Linked DNA regions of Mus musculus: all the other regions are linked to region 2. Evidence: chromatin loops called from intact Hi-C (ENCODE). Cell type or tissue: left cerebral cortex. All regions are shown on one strand.

Region 1 (8,000 bases), 730 kb before region 2:
CAGAGCCAACACAGGGTTGCTGTTGGTATGAGAAGTTGTACTTTAAGGATTTAACACAGTAGTTATTCCACTGTATACATTTTAATGATTTATTTTGTACTTTTATTTATGAGTATGTGTGTTGGGAGCGTGCACATGTGAGTATAGGTGCCGGTGGAGGCCCGACTTTTGGGATCCTGTCATGAATGCTGGCAACTAAACTCTGGTCATGTAGAAAAGCAATATATGCATTTGTTTTTTCCCACTAAGTTATCTCTCTAGCCCCATCACCACCAGAATCTATACATATCTAATTTCCCCTACTGAGAAATTGTTTGTGGGACACCATCTGTGCTGGTTAATTAGTTTGTTTGTTTTTGTTAACTTGATATAAGAAAGGCCATCTGGGAAGAAGGTACCTCAATTGACAAAATGTGCCATAAGACTGGCCTGTGGGTAAGTCTGTGGGAAATTTTTTTTTGATTGATGATTAATGTGGGAGGGCCCAGGTCACCATGAACAGCACCATCCCAGTGTAAGCAGCTGTGAGTTGTATGAAAAGTAGGCTGGTTGAGTGGAGCGAGGCAGTAGGCAGTGTTCTCAATGGCTTCTGCATCAGTTCCTCCTCAAGGTTGATGGACTGCTGCTATCTCAAAGTATCAGTTCCTTTTGGTCATGTTTTCCACAGCAATACAATCAGGTAATTAGGACAACATCATAACTCTCCCTCAGTTCCTACACCATAGGAGCCAATGAGAATCATTACTATCATAAAATAACTGAAATAAAATATTTTGATGGTGAAAAGAGTTAGAAAATGTCATAAAATGTAGACTTTAAATATGATAAATAACTGTTAAATAAGCCACGGATAGCTACTTTTCCAGCTATTATTTACCAGCAGCTTAGTTAATATAAGTTTGCACAGTTAAGCAGTAGGAACACAGTTTCTGAGTGCTTCCGTTGCCCCCAGCCAGTGTTGAGCCCACTACAGAGGCTGCCAGCATGAACTCGGGAAGAGAAATTGCTTCAAGGTTTAAGATCTAGTTTCCTTTCTTGATGTGGAACCAAAGGAGATAAAACTGTAAGGTATTCCAAAAGTGTATCCCTTCCACTGGTAAGAGTTCAGATTGCAAAAACATAACATGGCACTTGTTAGGACTGCAGGCTGTAGAAGAAACATGCCCTACTCTCTACCCCACCCCTCCTCTGTGTCCCACCACTGCGCTGTTCCCCACCCCTGTTCTGTGTCCCACCTCTGCTCTGTGCCCACTCCTGCTCTGTGCCTCACCCCTGCTCTGTGCCCCTCTCTGTTCTATGCCCCACCCTTACTCTGTGCCCCACCCATTAGGTATGCAACCTTTAGTAAATTCACTAATCTCACTGCATGTAAGTGTCTCACCTACCAAACTTAGCACATCATTTCACAGTTTATTATAGAATGTTAAATGGGATGATGCAGATAATTGAGAGCATCCTCTGATACATACCAAATGAGGCAGGTGAAATGGCATAACCTGTGTGAAGTGCTGAACCAACATCTAACATAAAGCAGGCACTAACTACATAGCACATTACTATTTATTATGTTCATTAGCATGATCATGCATCTATGTAAATACTCATTGATGAAGGATTCAAGACCAGCATGGACAAGACAACAGATGTTCTGAAGCCTTTCCTGAAAGCTGTTGCAGTTGCTGTAAAGTCCATTTTTCTTGAGAACATCGAAGGCTCATTCTATGCTGTGTTGTTAATAACTCCAGTGAAGTTCTTCTGAGTGAAGGTTGCTCATGTTTCATGGCATATCTGGGTCTGTGCACATTTTTCTAAGAACTACTATGAAAATATTGATCTTACACATGGAACGACCAGTTCTTAAATCTGTAATAACAGCATGTAACCTAAAGTGAACACCTTGGCCACGTTTGCAGCACCATTCAGTCCTGTTGAATACATGCATTATTGTGCTGCCAATCACTACGCCAACTAAGTTTGTGAAGTGATATTTTCACAGTAAGGCAATACCTATACTCATTCAACAACCCCCCTTCTTCCCAGAACCTAGTCTTGAGAACTGCCCTTAAACTTCTGTGTCTATAAATATCGTTGCTAAATACCACACAGGGGAATCCATGTAATATTACCTTTTGTGACTGGTTTACTTCACTTAGCACAAGTGCCTACAAGTTCATTCATGCTGTGCATGTCACAATATATCATCCTTTTGATGGATGAATAATATTCCACACTATGTATCTATTTCCCCACTGATGACCACTTGGTCATCAATGTCCTGGTAAACAATGTCACTGTGAACACAGATATAGGAGCACCTCTCACTGAACTCTAAGATCCTGGTGCCCAGAATCTCTGTTAAAGGCATATTCTACTACATGATGATGAGTTTTGATGCAGTGTCAAGAGATAAAAATGATGAGTACCATGTCCTCACATAGGAGAGGTCAGAGGAAGGGACAAGCAGGTACCCAAGGCCCCTCACTGAGGAGCTAATGCCATTGAGTGGTGCCTTATGACACAGTCACTGAAACAGCATTGCCATGTGATATTGTGAAGTTTAATACTTGGCACATTGACTTTCAATGTCAATTTTGAAAATACATAAACATTAAAAGTACAGCATATGGTGAGCTTGTTTTTAATTAGTTGAATAACTGCCAAATTGTTTTCCATAGTGGCTGTTTTGTTTTATATTCCCACCCAAACTCTGGCATATGGTAATTATACTTTTAATTACTTAAAGAGCTGCATACTGTCTTCCATGGTTCCTGCCTTCATATTCTCACCAACAATGATGTACAGAGCCTCAAATTCTCCATGTCTCCACTGACACCAACACTTGCCACTTTCTGTCTGTTGTAGTAACTATGCTGGTGCTTTGGATGATGGTGGCACATGGCAGCTTTGCTTTGAGTTCTTCTAATGGACAGTGACATTCTGCATCTATTCACATCACTTGCCTGATTTTAACCTAGTTGACTGCTTTGTGTTATTAGACTTAGGGACTCTTTACATATATTGGAGGACACCATTGATCAGGGTGTGATTTTTTTTAAGTTTTCTCCATCCCCATAAACAGCCCCCTCACCCCATAACTACATTCCTTGTTATACAGTGTTTAAGGCTGTTTTTGAGAACACTATTGAATGCATGATACAGCAAAGGGTAAATGAGAGATGATCCTCTTAAGTCTGGGCAGGAGGCATGATGGGTCCCCAAACTGATGCTTTGCTTTCATCTTGTGGGTGGTGGTGACAGTGAGACACACAGTTTCCTTGTGTGGAGGAAAAGCACAGAAACTCGGTGCCACACTGTGGGAGGTCTATCATTTGGTGCCACACTGTGTGGGAGGTCCGTGCTTTCCTCATGTTCTATTCCCTTTGAAAGTTTTTTTCATACATATTTTTAATATTTCATACTTTCAATATTTAGCTGTGCTTATAAATTTGTTTTCAAGGGGAAATTCATGTCATTTTTAAAATAGTTGCCATCTAAATGAGGGACAATGAACCAGCATTTGTAAACAATTCCTTGCAGGAGCAGGACATGGTACATATTTCTGAAATGAAAGACTCAAGAGTCAGTCCCATGCTGATTGATATGGGTGGTTTCTTCTTTTCTGATGAAAAAATACAGATACACATAGTGTCTGATCAGAAGGCACATTTCCATGAAGTCACTGTGTGCTCTTAGGCATATTCAAGAATGACTTAGGAAGGCTAGACGGTCGGCCAGGAACATGAAAATAAACAGACTTTACCACCTAGAGGCATTGTCTTTTTGACCCCACTTACTCCTCTAGACTTTGGTGAGTACAGTGTAGCATCTGAACAGCAAAGCGGAAAATTAAGCATGAAGTACAGATGTGAGGCATAAGACCGAGAATGAATTCTAGCCTTGGGCATAGGTACGTAGTTTGGCAGGCCGCAGAAGTTCTAGGAAAAACTTCCAGGCAGATTCTGCCCGTTTCCTCTGCTGACTCATCTTAAGTAAAACATCCTAGCATCAGAGACTGAGAAAGCAGTTGATCTGGGTGCTTTTTCCAAGTGAAAAGTATAAAATGTGAGGGAGGCAAGAAAAGTAAGAGAAGCTAGAAGGGCCACAGCTTAGTTGCTAGAGGGCTTGAATGCCAGGATCCTAGCACACACAAACCAGCTTTAGTAATGCATATCTGCATTTCTAGGGCTAGGACTGTGGATGTGAGTGGATCAGAAAGCCAAGGTTTTACACAGCTTAATAGAGTGAGTTCAAAGCTATCCTGGCCTATGTGAACCTAGTATCAGTACAGACAGACAGACACACAGACAGACAGACAGTGAGATATGTATTTAGATTCCAGAAGGCATACCTGAACAGGACTGGTTTCTCAAAGTTTTGTAGTATTTCTTTTTTACGGGAAAGGATTTCTAATATATGTACACATACTATGTGTGTGAATGTACTTATGGGTGGAAAAGAAGGCATGGATTTGAAGGAGAGTGGAGAAGATTATATGGGAGGAATTCAAGGAAGCAAAGGAAAGGTAGAAACATTATGATTATATTAGAAATTCTTTCCCCTAAAAAAGAACTACTATAAAATTTTAAAAAATAATAAAATAAAAATAAAAAGTCTTGTATTTACAGGTGTCTGAACTTGGATCTTTTTTAGGTCAAGAAAATTCAAAACTGTGAGTTTTATGGCCACACGGGGGTGCTGCGGGACAGTGATGCTTCCGCGCGACTGGCAGAGGGTCTGGGTCTTCTTGAAAGCCTGGGATCCTCTACCCTCTCCTTGAACATCAAATATGAACGGCATCAAGATGAAAGTCATCAAGATTTTGTTCACTGACAAAAAATCTTTTTAAATATCTTTTCAAAAAGAAAAATTACTGTTTCCCTCAATTGAAATAAACATTGTAAATTTTCATGAAGTTTTCAGAAACAAGTATTAGATTAAGTGACTAAAATGAGCACTGTTGTGTAGATTTGTGGATTGGACTACCGTTCCCTGCCTCCTCGCCCAGTACTGAGAAGAAAGCGTGTGGGAAGGGATGTACATTGGAGGTGGAAGGCATCTGAGCACGTGTCAAGGCAGACCTAAGTCACTCTCGTGATATCCAAATCCATTTCAGTGAAGATACAACCAGTGCAGGGCTGGACCTGAACCAGTTGGTTGCCCACATGTGGATCCAGGTCCTCTATCTGAGCTGCCTTGCCTGGCTTCAGTGAGAGGATGGGGGTTGGGGAGGGGAGTGTTTGTTACATCAGAGGGGAAGGCTATCTCTTCTCAGAGAAGGGAAGGGGAGCTGTGTGAGGGCTACTGGGAGGAGGGGGCTGATATTGATATGTGAAGTAAATTGATAAATTAATTTAAAAGAGATTAATAAGAGAGAGGGGAGTCCTTGAGCTCATCAATAAAGTACAACAATTTCACCGTTACTCAGGAGGAGGGGAGGTGGGACAGTCAGTGAAAGCTCCACAAGTTCTTAGTTACAGGTCAGGTGTCCAGGTTGTATAGGGGAGCTTAGAGGGGAAAAAAGGCAGGGATCTGCAAGAGCAGGCCACAGTATTTAAGTTTTTGCAAATTGTGAACATTTTTCATGACCTAGGAAAGCAAGGAATGAGGGAGGAGAGAGGGAGGGAGAGAGAGAGAAGGAAGGGGAGGGGGAAGGAGAGGGAGAGGGGGGAAAGGGGGAGGGGGACTGGGAGAGGGAGAGGGAAGGAGAGAGGGGGAGAGGGAGGGAAGGGGAGAGGGAGAGAGGAAGAGAGGGAGAGAGGGAGGGAGAATGACAGACAGATGGAGGGAGGGAAGGAGGGAGAGAGAGAGAGTAGAAATGATGTACAAAGGTGGGAGAGTGCAGCTGGCTCTCCCTCCACTTGCTGTTCTCCATACATAGCTATTCAACTAGGTTTAAAACTAGGTTTAAAACACCATGATGGTTACTGACAGAAACCTTGTCAAAGAGTATATCCAGACTTTTGGGCTTTTTTTTTTTAAGCGACTCAGACATACATTTTAAAAATATCAAAGTTGTATTACTATTTGGTATGAACAATACCATTTGTACTTTTGTACTGTTCTTTGCTATTTTTACATGTAGTGATGTATATCGTCTCAATCTGTGCAGCCTTTTATCAATGATGGCTCTCTCCCTGTCATCCACTTCTAACTACATTTCTAATGCCAGATTTCTTCCATCCATAGGTGAAAATTGTAGTATATTAAATGAAGACAAGGATAGGAGAATTCAGCAGCTTTCAACTGTTCTCAGTATAAAAGAGGTTTATAGGATGCAAAGACCTCTTCTTCGGTAATATTTTGTTTTGGAAAATAAGGTATTTTTCATTGATATGTTGTTTTGAAAATGCAACAACTTTACTTAATACCATTTAAAAATAACAAACACATAAAATTTTATCTGTTTGAATTTCTCACATGGCAAATATTGCCAGATGGAATGTGCATGAAGTCAACGTCTTTAGTGACCTCTGCAATACTGATGAGCTATAAGGGTCCTTCGACTAAAAGACATTGAAAACTTAGATCCAGATGACTCACAAGCATGTTGTTTGAAACAGATCTGCTCTGTGAGCACCAACTGTACAAACATGTTTAATAGACAGTTCAAAATGAATTCACACAAAGAGAACTCTTCATAACAGCCCAACTGTTCCCAACTGTTTCCTGGTCACTGCAGTTTGAGTAGAAGCCAAATTTCACAACTCAGGAGTCACTGCCTGACTTCTGTGACTGCAGAGCCCCCAAGAGCGGTGAGTGCTACAGGTGTTACTGCGAGGATATATATCCAATCTATGTATCGCTGTTCACACTGCTCCCATTGGGGATATATATCTAATCTACATATCTCTGTTCACACTACTCCCATCACCCCGGCAGGCAACTGTCACAGTGCTTCAGACTAAACCAAGCAAACAAAAATCATTAATGAGGAAGGGTAGAGGTAAAAAATGTCAAGTTCCTTCCATATCGTTACCATCATGGTTAGCACCATCATCATCATCACTATGGTTACCACCATCAACATTGCCATCATCAGAATAGTCATCATTATCATCATCACCATTATCATCATCATTTTTCATTAAGAATTATCAAAGTGTTAACATATTATAACCAAATAAACTATCTTGGGACATTTTGTATGTTTCAGAAAAAATAATTGAGAGGTGGGTTCAAACTTAAGTCCTGCATTTAATCATTAGATACAGAGCTCAGCTTACCTTATCAAGTTCATCTGAAATCGCGATACCTGGGATTCAAAAGAGATTTACAAGATAGTTTTAGAAGCAATCCTTGATAACCTTGTGCTACAAACAACAACAATTCTAGAAATAAATCTAGTGTGTTACCTATTCAATGTTGTGAATTTTCATTGGTTCTTTAAAAAAAAATAAAGGTATGTCCATTCTACTTATGAAAGCATATTAGGAAATAAACTCAGTGGTGTCTGTCAGGACCTGCTGGCGCTGCACGCTAAAGGAGGGAAAAGCAGGTGTTTCCTGAGGTTCTCAGAGTCAAAGCCAACTTGCAAGACAATCATAGAGATGCCTGTCAACTCTGTCCACCCCCTCAGACACCTTTATTACTTTTGTTTTCCTTCATTCCTTCCCTCCTTCCTCTCTTCCTTCCTTTCTTTCTCCTTCCCTCTTTCCCTCCTTCCCTCCCTCCCTCCTTCCTTCCTTCCTTCCTTCCTTCCTTCCTTCCTTCCTTCCTTCCTTCCTTCCAACTTAAAATATTGTGGGTTTCTTCTACTTTTTGTGTCCTTCCCAGGAATTTTCTTGGGGAGAGTTCTTTCTTAAATACCAGGGCTCCTTGCTGAAACATGTTTACTTCACACTTAGTATAAGTCCTTTCTACTAACCCACACCATCATGTTTCCTTCTCTACAGAAAAAAATCTTGTTAGCATTTCAATCTCCCCCTTCCTGATCCACTGTTTTTTTTTTATTTTTTGTTTTTGTTTGTTTGTTTGTTTGTTTGTTTAATAAGCTATGATAC
Region 2 (8,000 bases):
TTGAAAGAGAGATAGTGAAAGAAATTAGGCATTACTATCTACTACATAGAGTTAGAAATTTCAGGGCAAGCTTAGCAAAATAAGTTTAGAATTCTTATTACAGTTATGTATGGCAGACTACATTATTTAATACAAGAAAGTCCCCCACAAAACCACTCAGAATAACAGCCGAGTCATTCCTATATGCAGGAATTTACATTGGTCTAAGAAGAAGGAGGGTTGTGGTTTAAGGAGGAACTACAGTATTACATTATTCATGAGCAAGAGCAGAGCCCCCTGGCACAAGCTTTCACAAGGCTCAGAAGAATAGCATAAATTGTGACTAGGGTGTGAAATCCTCACCTGGCTCCCTAGAGGCTGAGTTTAGAAAGGGCCACCTTTTATCTCAGTTGTAACCACTGCCTTCTTCCTGCTAGTCTTTATGTATGCATTTCTCTGTTTTGTGTCAAATCATTTGACTGTACCTTGGCTGATGTGTCACCTAACTTCTTTGTTTTCTTCTGTAGTATAAGTCTGATGCTCACTTTGAGAAATTACATTCAGATACAGCTCTCTTTCTGTGTCAGTGTCTGTTTGTCACTTTCGACAACTCCTTGCTCTGGTTCCCTTTGGGTTGAGGGACCGACTGAGTCAAATCTGTGCCTAGGTATATATGTTCTTCATATTCTTTTTTAGTTTCTTTTTTTGTCTTCTCCATTTGCTTCTTTATTCTCTCTGTATGCATTTGTTTTTTCTTCTTTTTTTTAATGGGTTATTTGCTTTCTAGGAAAATAGAGGAGAAAAAATATGGAATTAAATGAGTAAGGGCATGAGGAGGATATGAAAGGAGATGAGGGAGAAAAAAAACATGATCAGAAAATACTATGTCAAAATTTTTTTCAATAATTTTTTTCAATTTTATTTTAAAAAAAATTTACCTTTATTTTATGTTTGTTTTATTTTGTTTTGTTTTGTTTTTTCAAGACAGGGTTTCTCTGTGGGGCCCTGGCTATTCCGAAACTCAGTTTTTAGATTAGAATAGCCTCAAACTCAGAGATCTACCTTCTGCCTCCAAAGTGCTGTGATTAAAGACATGGACCCCTCCACACACAGCTGTCATTTCCTTTATTTCTTAAAGGTGATTGTCTAATGTATTTTGTCACACTGACAAAAACTGTCTAAAACAGGAGGTTAGGGCAGTTACATGTCATGGAATTATTAAAATGATTGAGTTATACACTGCATCCAAATGTTTAGCCTGGCATACAGTGGAAAAACCATACAGTGGAGGGATGTGACCAGTGCAGAGAAACACTGTTTGTGAAAAACTGTTGTTATATTCTAAAAGATAGCTTTTAAAATAATTGTAGCCAATATTTATCTGTTATTTCAACAACTTTATTTTGTTAATGGACTCTGTATGTCTTCACAGCACAACTTCTAAAAACCAAAAGATTAAAGGAACCTGTGAGGAAGTATAAACATATTCACGTATTCACAGAAATGGAAGAAAAGCAGGGACATGAGGCAAGGGACGGGAGGGAGATGCTAGGAAGTTTCTCGCACTGAAGACTCCACATGGAGTGGGGCACAAGGACAGCTTCAGTAAAGGGAGGGGTCTGGGGAAAGGCCATGTTACTTAGAGGTAAGGTCTTTGGAAAACACTTTCAGTAATAAACACAACAAAACAAAATGATTTTTCTACAAAAGTTTTCAGGAAAATTTCCTGTTTTACTTTGATTCTAGGCAATTATTTTTTTCAAAAGCATTTCAAGACTTCAATTGTGACCTCATGTGGGTTTAAGACCCCATTTTCCATCCTTCTGTAGTCCTGGAAATGCACCCTAAAGTCATAAAATCACAATGCGTCCAGATTATAATACCCTCAGGTTTAATAAAAGAAAAAGAAAAATGCCCTGGACATTTCCACATGTTCATGGATAGATCAAATGATTTCTCAAGAAAGTGTGACACACTTGACTTCCAACTAAAATAATAGATCACTTGAGGCAATAAGTCACTCTGAGAGAGAGGCCTGAAAAGTGAGCACCACAGACCAACCATCAACAGTGGGTTCTCATATAAACCACAAACCAACCATCAACAATAGACTCTCATACAGACAGGGATAAGAGCCGGTAAACATGAATGTTGTCCTTGTACTGTTAGCTTGTCATAACCTAAAATCATCTGAAGAAAGCTTCAGTCTAGTAATTGTCTCTTCTATTTGAGAATTTCATACATGCACAAAGTAAGCTTTGATCAACAGCTGTCCCCATTCCCCTCCTCTCGGATTATGTCTATCCATCCATCCATCCATCCATCCATCCATCCATCCATCTAATCACTCTTCCTATTCAACTTTATGTGGTATTTTAAAAACTCTCTGAGTTTATTTAGTGCTGCCTGTGTGTGCATGGGTGTAGGGCCATCTACTGGAGCACCAGAGTCTTTCAAGGACTGCATCCTCAAAGCAAACTGTCCCTCTCTCTTCTGGCCGCAATCAGTTGCCAATAGCTCTTCAGCTATGAATAGGATTACAGAACTTGTCCCAGACCTATGGTGGGAGTTTGTCTGCCTTGATTTTGTTCAGGTCATGTGCATATAGGCACAGCTCATGTAAATTCATATATGTACCAGCCTTCTCATGACAGCAAATATACTCTCCCTCTTATCAGATTGGCAGTGAGCATGCTTGTGAGGGATTGTGTTGATAATTGATTGATGTAGGAGGGCATAGCTGTTTGTCAATGGTACCATCCCCTTGGCAGGTGGTCTTAGGATATATAAAGATGTTAAATAAGCAAAAGCTGGAGTGAGCCAATAATAGTTCCTGACTGAATAAAGCATTGTCTTAATCCCTTAATACATTTTTTTTCACAAAATCAAATCTTCCACAAAAGTAATGATTTTCCAAATTAGCATGCTTTTCCCGTGGAATTCCAGCTTTTGAGGAGAATTGCAGTTTTATTAGTAGTTTAGGGCAAGCAGTCTGGAGCAAACCTTAAAGTCAGGCTCTCCAGCTCCTTGAAATCATAGACAAGAGACTTGACTTTTGTGTGTGCTGATATACTCATTTTTAAACAGGTTGCTGCTGCTGCATGCCAGCATCACACACACACACACACACACACACACACACACACACACACACACACACACACACACGATGTAATGTATGTCTAGTTCAGAGAGCTGCATGTGTTCACTGCTGTTATGTGAGATGCACCTTAGCCTCTCTGAGTTCTCATGTTCCGGGGAGAGCCTAAATATCATCATTCCTAATTCTGAACTGAAATTTCATGCTCACATTTGACCTCTGACTTGTAGAGTGTGTACTCTCTAACAGCACTGGCTGAATTAATGGATGGAAGAAAGGAATTATGGGTGAAAAATCGAGTGTTATACTGTTTTTAACAGAATGATGTATTCCCACAATGAAATGAACAAACTGAATTTTAAGCTCTGTGACCCTGGTGTGTCATTTACACTCAGAAATCAAATCAATCCATTTCACTGGGGGCAGAGGGAGACGGAGGCAGCTGGTGTGATCAGGGCCCACGTACTCAGTGTTCTGAAACCATGCCTGGGAAGCACTGTGCTGTAACTTTAATTAACAATGACCAATTCTAGAAACCTGGCTTCATTCTTTAGGGATGTAGAGTACAAAGCCTAGTGAGTCTGAAATACATCCCTGTTCAACGGAGTGAAGACAGTGAAATTTACTTCTTTTGATTTGTAAGAAACACTTTCAATCTATAATCAGCTCCATTATTCTTCACCCCAAGTGGAAACCCACAGATTCATGCAAGCACTATGTGTGGAGAGTCTTTTTAAACTTTAAAACAAAATGTAGAACTGTCTGTTATCTTTTAAAAAATCTAAGCTGCAATGAGATATTCAATTTGTTTTCTGAAACTAATCCGTACTCCAGGCAACCAGCCATAAAGCTTGCTATACACTGCCCTCCAGTGGACTTCTATCACATGTAAGCTTGACAAGTTACTGGACATAACCTGTATGTAAGCTTGCTTTTTCTTTTTTTTTTTTTCAATTTTTTATTAGATATTTTCTTCATTTACATTTCAAATGCTATCCTGAAAGTCCCCTATACCTTCGGCGCTCCCTGCTCTCCTACCCACCCACTCCCACTTCTTGGCCCTGGCATTCTTCTGTATTGGGGCACATAAAGTTTGCAAGACCAAGGGGCCAATCTTCCCAATGATGGCCGACTAGGTCATCTTCTGCTACATATGCAGCTAGAGACATGAACTCCGGGGTACTGGTTAGTTCATATTGTTGTTCCACCTATAGGGTTGCAGACCCCTTCAGCTCCTTGGGTACTTTCTCTAGCTCCTCTATTGGGGGCCCTGTGTTCCATCCTATAGATGACTGTGAGCATCCACTTCTGTATTTGCCAGGCACTGGCATAGCCTCACACGAGACAACTTTATGAGGGTCCTTTCAGCAAAATCTTGCTGGAATATGCAATAGTGTCTGCGTTTGGTGGCTGATTATGAGATGGATCCCCAGGTAGGGTAGTCTCGGGATGGTCCATCCTTTTGTCTTAGCTCCAAACTTTGTCTCTGTAACTCCTTCCATGGGTATTTTGTTCCCTATTCTAAGGAGGAATGAAGTATTTATAATAGCCAGAAGCTGGAAAGGACCCAGATGTCCCTCAACAGAGGAATGGATACAGAAAATGTGGTGCATTTACACAATGGAGTACTACTTAGTATTAAAAACAATGAATTTATGAAATTCTTAGGCAAATGGATGGATCTGGAGGATATCATCTTGAGTGAGGTAACCCAATCACAAAAGAAGTCACTTGATATGCACTCACTGATAAGTGGATATTAGCCTAGAAACTTAGAATACCCAAGATACAATTTGCAAAACACAAGAAAATCAAGAAGAAGAAGGAAGACCAACATGTGGATACTTCATTCCTCCTTAGAAAGGGAACAAAATACCCATGGAAGGAGTTACAGAGACAAAGTTTGGAGCTAAGATTTAAGGTTTCTTATAGACAAGAAGCCCTATGCTTAACATAAACTTTAAAAGTCCAAAAACAAATACTAAATGACAATCATCATTGCTTTTCTCCTGAACAACCTTGCACTTAATCCTCCAAATTTCAAGGTGAAAAACAAAAAAGGAAGACCAAAGTGTGGATGCTTCAGTCCTACTTAGAAGGGGTAACAAAATAATCACAGGAATTAGAGGGAGGGAGGGTTCTGGGAGGGAGAGGGGAGGTGGAGGGAAAAAGGTATCAGGATCAGGTGTGGGAGGAGATGGGGAGAAGTACAGAGGTCAGGAAATTGAATGGAGGTGTGTAGCAGTGGGGGCTGGGAAACTGGAGGTAGCCACTAGAAAGTCTCAGATGTCAAAAAAGCAAGAGGCTCCCAGGACCCAACAGGGATGACATTAGCTGAAATACCCAACAAAGGGAAGATAGAACCTGTAGAGACCATATCCAGAGGTTAGGCAAGGCCCCAGGTTGAGGGTTATGGCCACTCAAATGTACTAACCCAGAATTGCTCCTGTCTAAAGGAAATGCAGGGACAAAGAATGGATAGAGACTGAAGGAAAGGCCATCCAGAGACTGCCCAACTTAGGAATCCATCCCATATGCAGACAACAAACCCAGACACTATTGGTGATGCCAAGAAGTGCTTGCTGATAGGAGCCTGGTATAGCTGCCTCCTTAGAGGCTCTGCCGGAGCCTGACAAATTCAGAGGTGGATGCTCACAGCCAACTATCAGCCTGAGCATGGGGATCCCAATGGAGGAGTTGAGAGAAGGACAACAATATCAACCATCTAGACCCCCCTCCCCCACAGGTCCCAGGCACTAAACCACCAGCCAAAGATTACAAATAGGGGGACCCATGGCTGGATCCAGCTGGATATGTAACATCCTTATCTGGCATCAATGGGAGGGAAGGCCCTTGGTCCTGTGGAGGCTTGATGCTACAGTGTAGGGGAAAGCTAGGGTGAGTGAGGCAGGAGTGGGGGAGGGGGGCACCTTAATAGAAGCAAGGGCAAGGGGGATGGGATAGGAGGTTTGCAGAGGAGAAACTCGGAAGGGAGGATAACATTTGAAATGTAAATAAATAAAATAACCAATAGGAATATCTTTTTAAACAACCCAACCTTGCTTATTGCCCCCTGGGATCTGCTCTCCTGCAGAGGCTTGTCATGTACTGGGGTGTTTCAGCTTAGGTCTCCCTCATCCATGGACCCAGAGCCTCCTAACACTTCTAACAACATTAACTTTGGTGTGAGAGAGGAATGACTTTGACTGGCCCTAACTTTCTTATCATCCCAAACAGCTTTTTAAAATGCTGTCCTGACACTCCTTTGTAAAACAATGTCAGCTATTTATTCCCGTTTGACAACAAAAGTCACAGATCAGTGGTGAAGTTTACAGTAAAATCTTATTTCTTCTGACACCTGGATGAATGAGGTTCTGGTATCAGAAAAAAAATGTCTTCAAACACAGCGATTGAGAAAGAGAAACAGTTTAAGGAGTACCCCAGGTGGCTGGGGGCTCCTCCAGGGGGAAGTTCTTTTCCATTTTTCCTTAACAGAGTTCATAAAACCAACTTTCTATTAGGAATTAGTAATTTAATACAGGAACATTCTTGGGACAGGATTTTCCAATGATCACTAAGTGGAAAGGACTGCCATAGGTAACCAGTTAGATGGAAAATAACACGGCCAAAAGAACATTTCTGGAAAAAAATATTTTATACTTTAAAATAACCATAACTGAATTGAAACTCAATAAAAATTTCCCAGATCTAGGCATAAAAATATCGAACTATTCAAAAGAATTGGCCTCTTTCCAGGTGGCAAAGGCAATTGTAAATGTAGATTTTTAAACTAGTGCTCTAGTGGAGATTTGCTGCTAAATTATTTGAATTATTTGAAATAATATAGAACTTTGAGGCATGCTCTGTGAGTTTCTTTCATACATTCTTGATTTGGCTTGCTTATTAAAGTATCCCCCCCAATACTCACAGGCATGACTACAGAAAAAGTTTAACTTGGGATGATAATCTGAATTTCCTCTCAAGTAGCTACAACCAAATTTGGAGATAAAACTCTTTACAGATTAACAAACTAAACTGATTAAGAGGAGTTCCTGAGGTGATTGAGTGGCATTTGACTTTACTATAATCTGTATGCATTCAGAATACATTTACTAACTCTTTGCTCCAAACATATTTATTGATGAGACTAGAGAGATGGCTCTATGGTTGAGTGCTGACTGCTCTTACATAGGACCAGAGTTCAGTTCCCAGGACTCCCTTCCAGTAGATCACAAAGGCCAATAACTCTAGCTTGAGATGATCTGGTGCTCTCTTCTGGTTTTCACTGGAAATTACACATACACACACACACACACACACATACACACACACACACACACACACAACGTATCCACATAGACACACTAGCATTCAAATAGTTTGGAAAAAATTTAAATCACCCTTTAAAAATATTATGGACTGGAGAGATGGCTCAGCAATTAAGAGCACTGGCTGCTTGCTCTTCCAGAGGACCTAAGTTCAACTACCAGCAACCACATAGTGGTTCACAACCACCTTTAATGGTTGTGATGCCCTCTTCTGGTGTGTCTGAAGACAGCTACTGTGTACTCATATAAATGTAATAATAAATAAATCTTTAAAAATATTAATTGACTGCTTATTATATGCCAAGACACTTATTATATAGAAGATTCAAACATGAATACGATTAAGTTCTGTTAATCAGCAATGCAATGTACATAGATGACTGTGATGTGTATTATAACAGCAGCATGTGGAGATTGCAGAATTGTAACTGTAGGGAAGCTTCGTGGAAGCAGCATTATTTGTATTTTAAAGGATAAGCAAGTATATTGAATACACATGATATAGAGAGGATTGCTTTAACACAGATGCAGCTAAGCACTAAAAATCTGGCTTTAAGAAAAAACGTAAATGGTCCTCTCTGGTCTAAGCACCA
Region 3 (8,000 bases), 620 kb before region 2:
CCCAGATTGCCCCTTCTCTACCCCTGAAGACTGGGGTTCCATGGCTTCCCACAAACAGACGCTCACCTAGGCAGCATAGAGAGCTCAAGGCAGTCCCCTGCATCTGCCTGCCCAGAGCACCAAAGCTCTGGTAGGACATGGGTTCTCTCCCAAGCCCTTTATTTCCCCCCTGCCCACTAGAGAATGTGACCACCAGAAAGACAGCACGCAGCCTTGGGCTTTGTTATGGTAATAACAAATATCCTGCTTCTAATCTAAATTTGAAAACTTTTAAGACAGGACTCAGGTTGACTTCCTGTTTCAAGTCACTATGAGATGATCTCTCTCTCATTCTTTCACAGATTATAAAAATATTTCCCTTTCTTTGATTTTCTTCAGTAATGAACAAAAAAAAAAATCTGTGTGAACACTCAACTAATTTGATCCATATATATGGGCTCTTAGTTTGCTGGTTATGTGACCATATTCTGTGTCAATTTGAGCAAAATATGTTATAGTGTGCATATAACTGATGTCTAAAATCAGTTGACATTGGTTAAAGTACATTACCATTGACAATGCAAATAGGTCTCATCCAAATAATCAAAAGGCCAAATAAAAAACCAGCACCTAACCTTTGATGAATAAAGTGTGTCTTCAGGGTTCAACTCTAGCATCCACCCGAGTCTCCAGTCTACTGGCTTGGGCTTCAGTCTTCAGACTTGCCAGAACCCAAGATCACAGGAAGCAACTTCTTATACTAGATCACTGTAGGCTATGTTTTCTTGAAAAAGCCTTGATACAGACTACAAGTATCCTCAAAGGCGACTGCCATCTCTAATTTATTAGTAGTAAGCTGAGTTGAAAAACTGTAATATATGACTTCACAGGAAGTTCCTTAGGTTCAAAACTGGTGTGTTGGAGAAGACACATGCCTGTAATATCAAATCTTAATTTAAAGTTGGGGGTGTAGCTCTAGAATAGAACATTTATCTTGCATAATCAAGGTCTTAGGTTCCAAGACAGTACCACCCTTAATGGGAGGGGGGAGGGGTAATAATTCTCGTATATACAAACAAAGCAAGGGGGAAATGACAGGGATCAAAAAGACTGAAAGAATTTGCTCATTTTTAATGCATTCTCCCTGGCTTCATCTCCATTTACAACCCTTCTCATATGTATCCACCACTTGAGAATGTGCTATTACATACAATGTCTTTTAGAAGCCTACTTCTTCTTGACTATTTTATGATCATTGCAAGTCAAGGAGTCACCTCCTCTTGTTTTTATTTGAAAGAAGTCATAGACTAAGCAGGTAATTTGCATAACCACTGAGACATTTCAAAGAGAAGGACCAATCCATAGTTCGGTACTCTCAGCAATGTCACCTTAAGTGATGTTAAGTGCTAACACAGTGAGAAGCCTGGTGGAGGGGGATGAACTTGAATTCATTCTTATTCTTTCATCTATACCATAACAAATATCCTTTAACAAATTGGAAATTATAAAACGAATACAGAAAAAAATATGTCCTAGTTTGCCTTCTATATTGGTAATAAACACCATTAACAAAAGAGGCTTGGGGAGAAAAGCCAATGTAGAAACTCAGGGAAGGAACCTGGAGACTGAAAGTGAAGCAAAGGCCACAAAGAAATGCTACTTACTGGATTGATTTCCCATCTTGTTCAGCTATCTTCCTTTTACAGTCCAGGCCTACCTATCTAGGGATGGTACCACCCACAGTGGAATGGTCCCTCTTACTCCAATCATTAGTAAAAAAAATACCCCCACAGTCACGCCACAGGCTAATCTGATGAAGGCAATTTCTTTGTTGATATTTCCTCTTCCCAGGTGATGTAAGCTCAAATCATGTTGTCAAAAACTAACAAACACAAACATTCAAATTTGAAGCAGATACATAAATATAGTAAAGTCATCTTTCTACTAGTAATGCCAAGAATTCCTTGAAGAGTAACTATGGCTGACCAAATCACCTACTTACATGTTGGAGGATTCTAGCACCTTAGTGAAGACATTCAATAAAGGGAGCAATCAGTGCAATTATGTAAGTCTAAGAACAATTTTCATCCAAATACTCTGCCCTTGAATGAGATTTTGATTCTAGTGTGAAAAAAACTGAGTATGTTTAAATAGATAAAAATTCACCAAGGTTTTTGGAAAGCAAATGGAAAATAAATTGCCACGTCTGCAAATGTGTGTGTGTACTTGTGTGTATGAGTATGTGTGTACATGTGTGTGCATGTGTGTACATGTGTGTACTCACACATATGTTTTACTCAGTCATACCTTCATATTTTTAATTTAAACCTCTTTAGCTGAACAAATATCTAAGTACATGATAAATACAGAAAAACAGCTGAGAAAGATAATTACCCATGTCCTTCACATTACAAAAATTAAAAAACAATTTGATAGTTCTTTCCAAAGGAAGCTTCAGTTTTATATACAAGGGATATCAAGTGTCATGGGGTTTAAAATATACTTATATGTTGTTGTCAGAATGTCTGCTCATGGGATTTCATCCTGAAGGGACCTTCTAGTTGGTGCAGTTTGCAGCACAAATCTGGACAACCCTTGGCAGCACAGACTCTGAAGCCTCTATTCATTTTAGGCCATCATGTAACTATTGTCCTCATCACTATGCCACAGACATGAAAAGGCAGGTATACCCAAGCCTGCATGCCATAGGCCTCAAATGAGACAAGAGAAAATGACCCAACCCTCCACACAGGGCAAGAGCAAACCACAGATAAAAACTGATAACACTGTGCACTGCCAAAGCACTAGCCCAGCTCAAAAAGAGGAGGAACTTCTGAAAGCCCACCAGGTGGCCATGGTCAGTTCTGAAAGCCCACCAGGTGGCCATGATCAGTGTGAAAACAAAAGGGCTATGCTATGATTAGTGTAAACAGAGTCCCTCATTATAGATGATACTATGAGTTCACATATTGTGACTCCTCCACATTTTTGTCTATTGGAAGAAACTGTTCCACTGTTCCTGTGAGCTGGAATCCACTTACATACTCTGTTTCTGGTGCTATTACATTAGGTCCAAGGGTAGTACTATCTCAAGGGACTGTGTTTGTCTGCATGTCTGTCTGTTTGATCTGCTGGCTTTGGATTTTTATAGTAAGTGGAGTCAGCTGGGTTGACAACATGATGCAGCACCAATGGGGAAATATGTGAATATGTGGGTGATAGTGAATGAGCAGAAGCAGAAACAGCAACACTGTCAGCAACATGGTGACTGAAGTATTCCAGGGAGTGGCTGTGGAGAGACAGGATGGACAACAGAGGGGACATAGATGACAAGGGACAGAAGAAGCATTGAGGGTGGTTAAGGTGAAAAGTAAGACTGAAGAAAGACAGAAGGCCATGAGGAGCCAATGACAGAAACTACACAGTCTGATGCCTAGAAGAGTTCCAGGGAGGGGCCAAAGCTGACAGCCTAATGGTCTCAGCACTTGAGGCCAAGTGCTGTAGCAGTGCAGCCAAGAGCTGTAATATTGGCAAGAGCAGTGCAAGTAGCAGGTGCTGGCTGCTGCTGCTGATATGCTGTTGCTGTATGGAGACAAAGATTGCATCAGCTGCTCCACGCTGTGTCATTGGCAACTGGAACCCAGACTACTGAAAACTAACCTGAGCAAGTACAGCTTATTGAGTTTGGCTTCTGGTATGCCTTTCTGCAAGTTTGCTTTGCCTGTGTAGGCTTGAATGGTTCTCTGTGTCCTGCTCTGAACTCTGCTATTGAGACATGGGAAGTGAGGGTATTAATATGTAACTTTTGCTTTCCTCGAACGGGTAGCATAGACCATACTGACATCCAGCTCAATTACATAAACCTGCATGTGCCTCTGGGATTAAAGACATGAGCAAGGCTTCCCTGAAGACACTACATCCTGAGCCATCCTAGAGGACCTGCTGCACTCAAAGCAGTTGTAAGAACATTGCCCCCACCCCTGCAAAGTCCAAGGACTGCTGTTAGGAGCCCAGTGGACTCTGGACCCATTACCCACCAAAATCCCTGTCCCCCAAATACCACTCCCCTTCTGCTCGGTCCTTTCTGCTGGGGCAAACTGCTAACTGGTCTGCTTCCCTGAAGATACCATATCCTGAGCCATCCTAGAAGATCTGCTGCACTCAGAGCACTTGACACTGTATACTGAGACATCTCAGAAGATCCTAAGCACTCAGAGCAGTTGTCTGCAAGCCAGTCTGCTCCCCTGAAGGTACCATATCCTGAGTTATCTCAGAAGATCCACTGCACTCAGAGCAGTGGAGTAACTGACACTATAGCCTGAGGCATCCCAGGAGATCTGCTGCACACAGGACAACTAAACAACTGATCACCAGCTGGTCTGCTCCCTGAAGTCACCACAGCTTGAAGGTATCCCAGGAGCTCCTCTGTACACAGGGAAACTTGGCAAAAGACACCATAGTCTGAAGAATTCCAAAGGACTCTGTGGCATGCAGGGCAACAGACCTGACAGACTGAGAGCCTTCCTGGAGTTCTGCTGCACACAGGAAAACAAAAATCATAGTCTGTAGATGCCCCTGGAGAACATCCTCACACACGACAATAGCTTGACTGCTCCACTGAAGACCCAACAGTCTGAAAGCATCCCATGAGATCTACTGCAACCAGGGCAACAGATAAGAGCCCCCAGTTTAAAGGCCCCGCAGGTGATCAGATACAGCCAGGGCTGCAGGCCTTCCACGAAACCTGAAGCAACTCAGGGACAAAAGAGGCAGACTCTAGACAGCATCACCCAGACCAGCAAACACCAGGGATAAACAGATGGTGAGATGAAAGCACAAGACCATAAGCAACAGAAGCCAATATATGCGGGCATCATCAGAACCCAGTTCTCCCACCACAGCAAGCCCTGAATATACTAACACACCAGAAAATCAGGAAGCTGACCTATCTCCTGAACATAATAGAATCCTTTAAGGAGGATATGAATAACTCACTGAAAGAAATACAGGAAAACACAGGTAAACAGGTTGAAGTCCTTAAAGAGCAAACAAATAAATTCCTTAAAGAAATACAGGAAAACACAATCAAACAGGTAAATCAAGCAGTCCTAGACCTAAAATGTGGAAGTAGAAACAATAAAGAAAACACAAATGGAGGCAAACTTGGAAATGGAAAACCTAGGGAAGAGGTCAGGAATTACAGATATAAGTATCACCAACAGAATACAAGAGATAGAAGAATCTTGGGTGTAGATGATACCATAGAAGAGATTGGCACAACTGTCAAAGAAAATTCAAAATGTAAAAAACTCCTAACCCAAAGCATCCAAAAAATTCAGGACACAATGAAAAGACCAAATTTTAGAATAATTGGTATAGGGGAAAACAAAGATTCCCAGCTCAAAGGACCTGAAAATGCCTATAACAAAATCATAGAAGAAAAATTTCCCAACCTAAAGAAAGAGATGGTCATAAAGGTATAAGAAGCCTACAGAACACCAAATAAATAGGACCAGAAAAGAAAAACCTCTCATCACATAATAATCAAAACACTAAATGCACAGAGCAAGGAAAAAATATTAAAAGCTGCAAGGAAAAAGGGCCAAGTAACATAGAAAGTTAGACCTATCAGAATTACACAAGACTTCTCAATAGAGACTATGAAAGCCAGAAGAGCCTGGTCAGAGGTCAAGAAGACTCAAAGAGAACACAAAGGCCAGCCCAGGCTACTATACCCAGCAAAACTCTAAATCAACATAGCTAGAGAAACAAAATACTCCAGGACAAAACCAAATTCAAACAGTATTATCTACTAACCCAACCCTATAGAGGATCCTAGAAGGAAAACTCCAATACAAGAAAGGTACCTACATCAAAGAAAGGACAAGATATTAAGCACCTCACAACAAAGCCAAAAGGAGAGAACCACAAGCACATAAAGCCACCTACAAAAACAAACGTATCAGGAATCAACAGTCATCTGTCTTTAATAAGCCTCAATATTAATAGACTGAACTCACCTATAAAAAGACATAATCTAACAGACTCAATACACAAACAAGATTCAAAAATTTGCTGCATACAAGAAACACACCTCAACAACAAAGACAGACACTATCTCAGAGTAAAAGGATGGAAAAAAGTCTTCCAAGCAAATGGTCCCAGGAAATAAACTGGAGTTGTCATCCTAATACATAATAAAATAGACTTTGAGCCAAAAGTTATCAAGTGTGATGAGGAAGAACACTTCATATTCATCAAAGGGAAAATTCACCAAGAGAAAGTCTCAATTCTGAACATCTATGCCCCAAATACAAAAAAATACAAGGACAGCCACATTCATAAAAGAAACCTTACTAAAGCTTAAAACATACACTGAACCCCACACAATAATAGTGGGAAACTTCAACACCCCACTCTCACCAATGTATAGGTCATTGAAACAGAAACTCAACAGAGACACAGTGAAACTAATAGAGGTTGTAAACCAAATGGATTTAACAGATATCTATAGAACATTTCACCCTTAAAAACAAAAGAGTATATCTTCTTCTCAGCACCTCATGGTACCTTCTCCAAAATCGACTATATATATAATTGGTCGCAAAATGACCCTCACCCAATACAAAAAGATTGAAATAATCCCATGAATCCTTATCAGATCACCATGGCCTAAGGCTGATCTTCAATAACAGCAAAAACAACAGAAAGCCCATATATGCATGGAAACTGAAAAACTCTCTACTCAGTGATAACTTGGTCAGGGAAAAAATAAAGAAATTAAAGACTTCCTGGAATTTAATGAAAATATTGACACATCAAACCCAAATTTATTGGACACAATGAAAGCAGTGCTGAGAGGAAAATTCATAGAACTAAGTGCCCTATTAAAGAAACTGGAGAGGTCTTACTCTAGCAACTTAACAGCACACCCAAGAGCTCTAGAACAAAAAGAAGCAAACCCACCCAAGAGGAGTAGAGGGCACGATATAGTCAAACTCAAGGGTGAAATCAACCAAATAGAAACAAAGAGAACAATACAAAGAATGAACAAAACCAAAAGCTGATTCTTTGAGAGAATCAACAAGATAGATAAACCCTTAATCAAACTAACTAAAAGGCCCAGAAGCAGTATCCAAATTAACAAAATCAGAAATAAAAAGGGAGACATAAGAAATCATCAGATCCTACTATAAAAGCCTATGCTCAACAAAACTGGAAAAATCTCGATGAAATGGATGGTTTTCTAGACAAATACCACATACCAAAGTTGAATCAAGGGCACGTAAACTATCTAAACAGGCCCATATCACACAAGGAAATAGAAAAAGTCATTGAAAAACCTCCCAATGAAAAAATAAATTAATTAATTAATTTTTTTAAAAAGCCCAGAGCAAGTGAATTTAGTACAGAATTCTGCCAAACCTTTAAATAAGACTTGATACCAATATTTCTCAAACTATTCTATAAAATAGAAACAGAAGGAACACTACCTAATTCATTCTATGAAGCCACAATTACTCTAATTACCTAAACCACACAAGGATGCAACCACAAAAAGAGAACTTCAGAACAATCTCGCTTATGAATATTGATGCAAAGTACTCAATAAAATTCTTGCAAACCAAATCCTAGAGCACATCAAAACCATCACTCATCACAATCAAGTAGACTTCATCCCAGGGATGCAAGGTTGGCTAAATATACAAAAATCTATTAATGTAAGCCATATGTAAACAAACTCAAAGAAAAAATCACATGACCATCTCCTTAGATGCAGAAAAGGCATTTGAGAAAATACAACACCCCTTCATGTTAAAAGTATTGAAGAGATCAGGAATTCAAGGCTCATACCTAAGCATAATAAAAGCAATTTATGGCAAACCAACAGACAATATCAAATTAAAAGGTACTTGAAGCAATACTTGAAGCAATCCCACTAAAATCAGGGAGAAGACAAGAATGACCACTCTCCCCATATCTATTCAATATAGTACTCAAAGTGTTACCTAGAACAATAA
Region 4 (8,000 bases), 160 kb before region 2:
CTACATGAACACATACAATAATCCTACCTATCACTGGTTACCAGGGTATTCTCCCAGCACGTGAACCTCAAAGAACGTGGCCCCCAAGCGTGGGTAAAATGAATTTGAGAATCCAGCTTGTGTGTTATGCATCTCCTGAGACCTGAGATGTTGTTCTTCCTGACACAGCCAAGTGAATTTCTACAGGGTGGCTGCTAGCACAAACTTTACAGACTGAAGGAAACTGAAGGAGGAAGTTCGGAGTTTGAAACATTTCCCTTCCAACCTGGGGCTGGGGGCAGGATAGAACACTGGGATGAAGGAGAAAGTGGCCGGAGGATCTGGGTGGGGTTTTAACTCTTTTTCTGAAGGCCGCTCTCAAATATATCAGGATGGACAGGAACTGGCTGTAAATTCTTTGTATTTTCCGCAATGAGGAAAATTCCATCCTTAGGTGATGTCTCAGGAGTTCATTTTCCCACAGTTTTTCCTCTTCTGCTCTGAGACTGAATGAAATGATTTGGGGGCAGAATTCCAGTGAGTCAAACTGGGACCTGGAAACAGCTCCTGCCCAGTCTGTGAAACCCTGAAATTGTCGACTCGAGGTGAGTTTCATGATACCATTTTCAAGTGGTCGGCGTGCACAGGAGACTAGGACCCAAGTGGAGGGCAGATTTAAATCAGGAGAAAGAAGATTGTAGAGCTGTGAGGGAGGCGCACACATGTGGCTTTAATATGCAACAGCTGCCAGGGATGGTGACCCCGCTGCTCTTGCTCCTTCGCCTCCACCCTCAGAATCCAACGTTTCAATGATTATACCTAAAGGGACTTCACTGCTGTTGATCTAATAACCGACTCCGGCTACACAACATTCAAGGACTTTTAAAACACTGCATGTACCTGAAGGTAGCAAATTGAGACACAAAATCAAAACAAAATATGAGCCGAAAGAAAGAGGATAAGGAAAATGACACAATGAAATTTGCCCTGGGAGATGGATAAAGAAAATTAAGCGCAGATGGAACAGGCAGAATGGCCACTGGTTAACTTCTCCCACGCGAGTTCTTCAAGGCCTTGGCCACTCTGCACCCGTTCATCTACAGGTCTGTCCCCCGAGTCCCCGCGGTCCCCGCGTCACCTTTACGGATGCCGGGTGCTGGCGCAGACAATGCTCCAGACTTGGTGCCGTGCGCGGGGCCGGCTACTCACCGACACCAGGAACTCCAGCGTGCCCACGTAGTCGCGCTCGGTCTTCTGCAGCTCGCTGAGCACGCACACGCGCAGGCGAAGCTGCTTGTCTACTTCCCTGGCGCTTTCGTCGCTCATGGTGGCCGGCGGGGCGCGGAGCTGGGGGCAAGTGCGCTGCCCCGCGCCTGCTGCCGCCACTGCCGCCACTGCCGCCAGCAAAGTTGCCGCCTCTGCCGAGTCCCAGCCGGAACGCGTAGCTTCACATGCTGGCCGGAGGCCGGGGTGTGGGCAGAGGACTGTGCTCGGGCTGCGGTGCGAGCGCGGGACGCGCGGGACGCGCTGGACTCAGAACGGGACAGTCCCCGGAGAGCGGGAACCCAGCCCGGCCCGCTGCTCCGGCCTCACGCGGCTCCAGCCCGAGGGGAGGCGGCTCCAGCCACAGCGGTGACTTGGACATCAATCAAATGCTTTCAATCCATGTGACTCCGACCCTTTACCCTTAGCCAAATCTCAGGAAAAAGGAAACACAACCCTGGGGAAGTGTATCCTGCCAGCTAACTAAACACACACACACACACACACACACACACACACACAGGATGGAACTAATCCGAGGTTCCCAAACCTAGAAGGACACTTGTGAGGGCTGCTCTTGGGAATCCCGCCCACTGTTTAGCTTTAATGTGTTTTGCACCAAGTCTGAAAGCAAAGAAACAAGTCCCCGCGGTTACATAACTGCTTGGGAACAAAACAACCACACCACTGACCCTCCCGCGTTTGACAAGGAACACATTGATTTTGAGTTTTCGTCTACTACGAAACAGGTTCGGTTTATAGAAAAAAACAGCAAACAATGTTATTTCACAGGCAGACAACCTCTGTCAAAGCTTGAAATGTCAATTAGTGTGATAAATGAGGACATCAGAGCAAAGTAGCAGCCCTTACCTATGCACTGATTCACATAGAATAAGCATCACCCTGGCTGAGTACTTTGTAACACCGGGTGTATCTAAATTTTTTAAGTCTCACTGTAGTATTTCACTATCAGTTTAAATTCAAGAATATTTGTTCTCAGCTGTTTCCAAGAATTGTAATTTTAAAAAGATACAAATGTTGGATGAGGATGCATAGTAGGTGATTGACAGATGATACCTGAAAGACAGGTGGATGATAGCTGATTGACAGAGGACACACAGAAGCTAGTTATGCTTCAGTTTTGAAATGGAATGGCCAACGCATTTGATTTTAATGTTTAAGTTTATTGAATTCTCCCTTGGGACCAGAACCAAAACCTATAAATCTAACAAACCAAGTGATCCATTTGCATTTCCATCTAGATATTATCAACACATACTTTCAGAGCCATTTTTTCTACTTTACATAGTGTACAGCTAATGACATTTAAATAAATGGAAGTCGCACTCCTGAGGCAAGGAAGAGGCGGCCAAACTTGTTCCAAGATTCAGCAACCTGAGATAAACTAAAGATGTTTCCCTCGTTATTTACACTAAAGTTATCTCCAGTTTCCCATAAGTCTTTTCAAAATATGATTGTGACTTCCATGAAACAAAAAGGAATCTCGTACCTTCTTCTCATATTAAAGATTCAATATTTGAATAATATGAATGACGCTGATGGGAAAGGTAGCTTTTCTGTTTCCCTTGCATCTGGCTATTTAGAGGCAGCCAGGAGCAAAGGGCAAATAGTGTGGACAGCTTCACACAATAGCAGAAGAACAAAGGACGCAAAAGACAGACCTCACAGAGCCTGGTAAACAATAAACAAAAGAAACCAGAAAGCAGAGGAAATACACCCAACAGCTAGTGGGAATCAACCTCTCTGTGTTCCACAGGTAGTAGTGAATGAATGCACTTTTTGCCCCCAAGAGAAAAAAATGATATAAACAAGACAGAGTTCCATCTAGTGCTCTGAATGAAATAGAATGTTTTCTCTTGCCATTTGTTCCCAGTTAGAAAGCCACATTTCTATCAAGCCATTTTGTCTATGTATAGACCTCTAGAGCAAGCATCTTACACTTGAAGAAAAACGTACTTGAGTCTTAGTCATCATTGAGGCTTTACCTATCCAGAAACTTTGGCTGTGTTCTACAAGATGCCTGGGAGACCAGTATGAAAACCATGAAGTGCTAGGATCCGAGGATCATGTAGACCATGAGTGCTAGGAAAATATTTCAGAACACAGGTCATAGGTCACTGCACTGCAGTTACTGGAGGTCTCCTCAAAACGAATATCCCTTCCCCTACCCTCCATGATTTTTTTCTTTAATTATCTCAAACATTATACCCTATATTCTTTCAACAGGGTCCTCAGATTCTTAGACTCCCTAACATTTGAAGTCCACCCTCTAAAGACTTACAATTGAGTTAGGGACAGAGTCAGGTACTTAAATAATTCCATTAAAAGACACACTTCAATAATTGTTTTGGGAAGAAAAAAGCAAGTGGAAGCTATCAGAAAGATATTCATTTTAATTGTGTGAAATTCTTATTTCTCTCAGAAGTGTCCATGGAGAAATTATTATGCTGTTTGTGGTCTCTGCCCTCTTTTCTCCTCCTCCATCTTTGCCTCAGTATCATTTGTAATTAATGAACAACTCCAGGACACCTTGTAGCTCACTCTGCCAAGTCCTCTCTAAGAGAGGACTCTCACAGAGACCTCTGCAGCCCTGGCTGAAGTCCGTAACTTCTCATCAAAGACTTAAGAGCATAAGAAAACAGGCCTAGAATATCTGGAAACTTTCACTTTGATGGTAAATAAGGTCTTTCACAGGCTCTGAATGTGTTGTGTCCCTTCCCACTTCCTCTATTGAAACCTCAGGCTGTGCCTGCCAGGAAAAGGAAGGCAACAAGCAAGATGATGGACAAGAGCCAGGGTTTTTTTTTTTTTTCCTTGAAATACTAATGAGGTTAAAGCCTCCAATAAAAAAGCGATGGGGGGTGGGGGGAGAAGAAGATAGAAATGGCTGAGTTCTGGACTAGCTCAGCCATTAAATTTATTTCGGGTGCATGAACTTGGTTGGTGCAGTTGGAGTGGATTCTAAGGTTCAAAAGGCCCAAGGGCAGAGCACAGTGAGCTTCCTTTGGTTTAGCCCAGAGAAGGACTACTCTGGCCTGAAAGGCTGGAGAGTGCAAGGCTGTCTCTTAGCAGGAAAAGAGCTCTCCACTTGCCTTTCAGAGACCAATCATATTTGTGTCTTGGACATATCAATGCCACTATCAGCTCAGGGAAAGTCACAGATCAAGTCTGGATGCCAGTTCAGTAAGAGCTTAAAAACAAAAGACAAGATTGCTTTACTGCATGACCATCTCATTTAATAGAAACTGGTCTTCGTTATCACCTTAAAGGCTGTAATCTCTAGAAGATGATTTCATGACACCTTGATAGACATAAACAGGCAGAATCATGGAATTACACTAATGTACATATAGAAGACCAGAGCAACAGGTGACTCCTTAGGCTATTTACAATGTAGGTTTCAGTTCATGCTTAATTCCCCAGTTGTTGCACGTCAATTTGTTTACAATTTAATCAGATCAAGTACAGCGAGTTATTGAGTAAGTCATTAGTTCTTTCTTACTTCATTAGTTCTATCTTACTCTTAGAAGGTGAATAGCTTAAATGGCAAACTATAGTACTTGGAAGTCACATTTTAATTACCGATGTGACGTTGTGGGACATAGAAAACAAATCAAAAGTTTGAATGGTACTTCAGTGAGAGGCTAGAGTTCTCTCCAGATGAACTTGATTAAGAACAAGCCACCCTGATAGCCCAATTCTAATGATGTCATGAGAAATCATGTTCTCATTATAAAAACTAAACTTATTAACATCCCAGTAAAACAACCAATGAGTCTAGTGTTAATCTCAGGAAAACACCTTCCCTGTGGTACCCATCTTCCGGCAGAGCCTTTGATTCCTTCCTCAGTATAGGTCTCTGTGACCTTACAGATCTTCAAACCATGCCATACTTCTCTCTTCCTACCTTGTCTTTAGTAGAGAAACTAACAAGGCCCAACATTAACACAGCTGCAACCACATGTCAGTAATGGAGACCACTACTTTGAAGGTCATTACACATAGGTGTGATCAAGGTAAGCCATTATCAGCGAGGCCTTTGCATTATAAAGCAGGAGGGATTGATTATAGGCGGGCCATGCCGAGTTCTTTATACACGAACTGATGAAAGCAGAATACCTTTCCAGGTGTTATTACAGTGGGAAATACAGCTATGGAGAAAGGACACAAGATGCAACAGTGCTGGCCTTACCGGCACATAAGTGTGCCCACAAGCCAAGGACCAGGCAGCCTCTAGGATCTAGGAGAAGCAAGGATCTTACAAAACCCAAGGGAACACAGCCTTGTTAAGACCTTGATTATAACCCAGTATAATTTACATTGTCCCTCTAGCACTAAGAACTGTATAAGGATAAATGTATGTTTAACCAATCACTGAGTTTATGCCAATGACTCATTTTCTTCATTCCTTTATTTTTCAATCTTTCTTCATTCCCTCTCATGTGGTCATTACTGCCATGCTGATCTTTAACTGTCACTAAGTGTTTCTGTTTCTACTAGTACTGAAGGAAGGCTGGTCATTCTCTGCATCATGTGACTTTTCCCCAGGCTTTTTACAGTGTTGACTGTCACTCATCAAGCCAAATTCTCTCTTGCTCCTCTGGGTTGTGGTTTGAATAGGACTGGCCCTCATAGGCTCATATGATTGAATGCATAGTCATGGGGAAATGATACTCCTTGAGAGAGATTTAAAAGTCTTACTCGCGTTCACGCGACCGGCCAGGAAAGACGCAACAAACCGGAATCTTCTGCGGCAAAACTTTATTGCTTACATCTTCAGGAGCCAGAGAGCAAGAGAGCAAGAGCTCTATTGCTTACATCTTTAGGAGCCAGAGCGCAAGAGCGCTAGAGTGCAAGAGCCAGAGCAAGAGAGAGAATGGCGAAACCCTGTCCCTTTTTAAGGAGAATTATTCTCCGCCTAGGACGTATTACTCCCTGATTGGCTGCAGCCCATCGGCCCAGTTGTCATCACGAGGAAGGCAGAGCACATGGGGTGGAAAACTACCCTTGGCACATGCGCAGATTATTTGTTTACCACTTAGAACACAGGATGTCAGCGCCATCTTGCAACGGCGAATGTGAGGGCGGCTCCCCACATAAAAGTAGCCTTATTGGAGTATTTGTGGCCTTCTTGGAAGTATGTGACACTGGGGGTGGCCTTTGAGGTTTCAAAAGCCCAAGCCAATCCCAGTGTCTCTCTTCCTCTTGCATGTGAATTTAGATGTAACAATGCTCCTCCAGCATCATGTCTGCCTACAAGCTGCCTTGATTTCTGCCATGTTGATAGTGGACTGAAACTATAAGCAAGCATCAATTGAATTGAAAGATCCTGGCAGAATGTAAAAGGACACAGAAGCCCTGAAATTGGCAAGATAGATGTCAGTGTTAGCAGAACTAGCTTCACTGATTTAGAAAAATAGAGGTGCACAATGCTCTGGCCACTCTTTGAACCTGTGTGTCTGCCAATGTTTTGACCATTCCTTGACCCATGTGTGTGCCCACTGGTGAAGCCCATTGCCAGGTGTTTGTGATATTGGTTGCTGGGGAAGAGTCAGAAAATCTCCCCAGCAACCACAGCCGAGCAATCCTGAGTTGCTACACCTGCACCAGACTCTTTCCTTGTACCCCTCCCATATCCATTTCTTGAGAATAGACGTTGTTTAGATCTGGAAATCCCCTACTCCCCCCCCCCTTCTCCTTCCAACCCTGGGCACCTATAAAAACTGGGACCTCTTTCCCCTCGAGGTGGACTCCTCTACCCCTGTGTGGGATATGAGTCGTCCCCAGAGCTCTGGCTTTCTCCGAATAAAGCCTCATGTGGTTTGCATCAAGCTCGGTCTATCGTGAGTTCTTGGGTGTCCGCTATTGTCCTGAGGCCTGAGCGAGGGGCTCCTTTTGGAGTCTTTCAGACTGTTCTCCTTTATAAGAGTAGCTTTGATCATGGTCTCTTCACAGTAACAGAACATTAAAAGTCCCTGCTTCTCTTTGATTCTCCAGTTCATCCATGCCAAGTTCTCCATGTTCCATTTCTAAAAGCTGATGTTCTCTAGAGTTTGCCCTTCCTCTAATTATTCTTCCCTGGCCATTCATCCTTTATCTCCTGGACAAAGGTTGCCCCACTGAGACTTAGTTGGTCCCTCCGTTGCCATCTTTCTCACACATGAGTATTGACTGGTTATCCCAGATGAGATTTGAGCCAGGAAGCCAGGAAGAAGAAGGTCAACTTTGAGTTGTTTCTGTATCAAGCTGATATGAGCATGTAAAGAACTGGTTCTATGGTCACAAAATTATACAAAATAAAGAGTATTTCATAGAATAGAATAGGATAGCCTTTTTCACTATTTTCAATTTAAAGGTAAGTGTCAACTCTAACCCACCACCTCTGACTACACCTCCTATCCCTCCTACTCAGCAATGTGTACCCAAGTCAGACTAGAATTCCAGACTAAAACACCAAGCTTCACAGTAAATTACAGCTCTCCTATATAATGGATTTCATAAGTCTATTGCAATTGCAGATCCACCAACAAGATGAACTACAGTTTTTGTCAATGTGACCAATAGTCTATCTAGATCCTGGCCTGCAATTACCAGTCAACAAACATTTGCTTGCTGAATACATGATACAGAGGATGGGATGGGAAAGGGCATTCACTGGGATGATTCTGTTCTCCCGGGGCTTCACCATCACACTTCTAAATAAGGATGAGTCTGGCTTTGCTTTCTGCTTCTCCATT

What was found. Hi-C counts contacts between places; a loop is a spot of excess contacts. Peaks named below come from ENCODE experiments on the same cell type or tissue, not always from the same donor. Only the 100,000 strongest peaks of a DNase experiment are listed, where the experiment ranks them.
Region 1: it touches region 2 in a loop (6-fold over the local background); 14 of 42 quality-filtered maps call a loop at or near these places.
Region 3: it touches region 2 in a loop (2.6-fold over the local background); 3 of 42 quality-filtered maps call a loop at or near these places.
Region 4: a loop joins it to region 2, with 2.7 times the contacts of the local background. A loop is called at or near these places in 7 of 42 quality-filtered maps.

Annotation. Positions count from the first base shown.
Region 1 is chr1:11,562,215-11,570,214 of GRCm38, reverse strand. A830018L16Rik (RIKEN cDNA A830018L16 gene) reads right to left here. Exons shown (of 14, transcript NM_001160369.2): 5 at 7,224-7,252. Among named protein-coding and RNA genes, the nearest start is that of A830018L16Rik, 150 kb to the right of the region's middle. In left cerebral cortex, a CTCF peak has its summit at 4,685 (motif pointing right); DNase peaks (open chromatin) are centred at 3,287, 3,985, 4,700 and 5,047; H3K27ac peaks cover 273 bases.
Region 2 is chr1:10,831,792-10,839,791 of GRCm38, reverse strand. No RefSeq gene overlaps it. Among named protein-coding and RNA genes, the nearest start is that of Cpa6, 120 kb to the right of the region's middle. In left cerebral cortex, CTCF peaks have their summits at 2,421 (motif pointing left) and 3,955 (motif pointing left); DNase peaks (open chromatin) are centred at 2,406 and 3,929.
Region 3 is chr1:11,454,088-11,462,087 of GRCm38, reverse strand. The region is part of intron 1 of A830018L16Rik (RIKEN cDNA A830018L16 gene); the gene reads right to left. Among named protein-coding and RNA genes, the nearest start is that of A830018L16Rik, 44 kb to the right of the region's middle. In left cerebral cortex, no CTCF peak of the experiment used is centred here; a DNase peak (open chromatin) is centred at 3,606.
Region 4 is chr1:10,987,098-10,995,097 of GRCm38, reverse strand. It overlaps Prex2 (phosphatidylinositol-3,4,5-trisphosphate-dependent Rac exchange factor 2), which reads right to left and starts at 1,633. Exons shown (of 40, transcript NM_029525.1): 1 at 1,189-1,633. The coding sequence starts at 1,305. In left cerebral cortex, no CTCF peak of the experiment used is centred here; DNase peaks (open chromatin) are centred at 1,251, 1,627, 1,816 and 3,959; H3K4me3 peaks cover 1,971 bases; H3K27ac peaks cover 2,214 bases.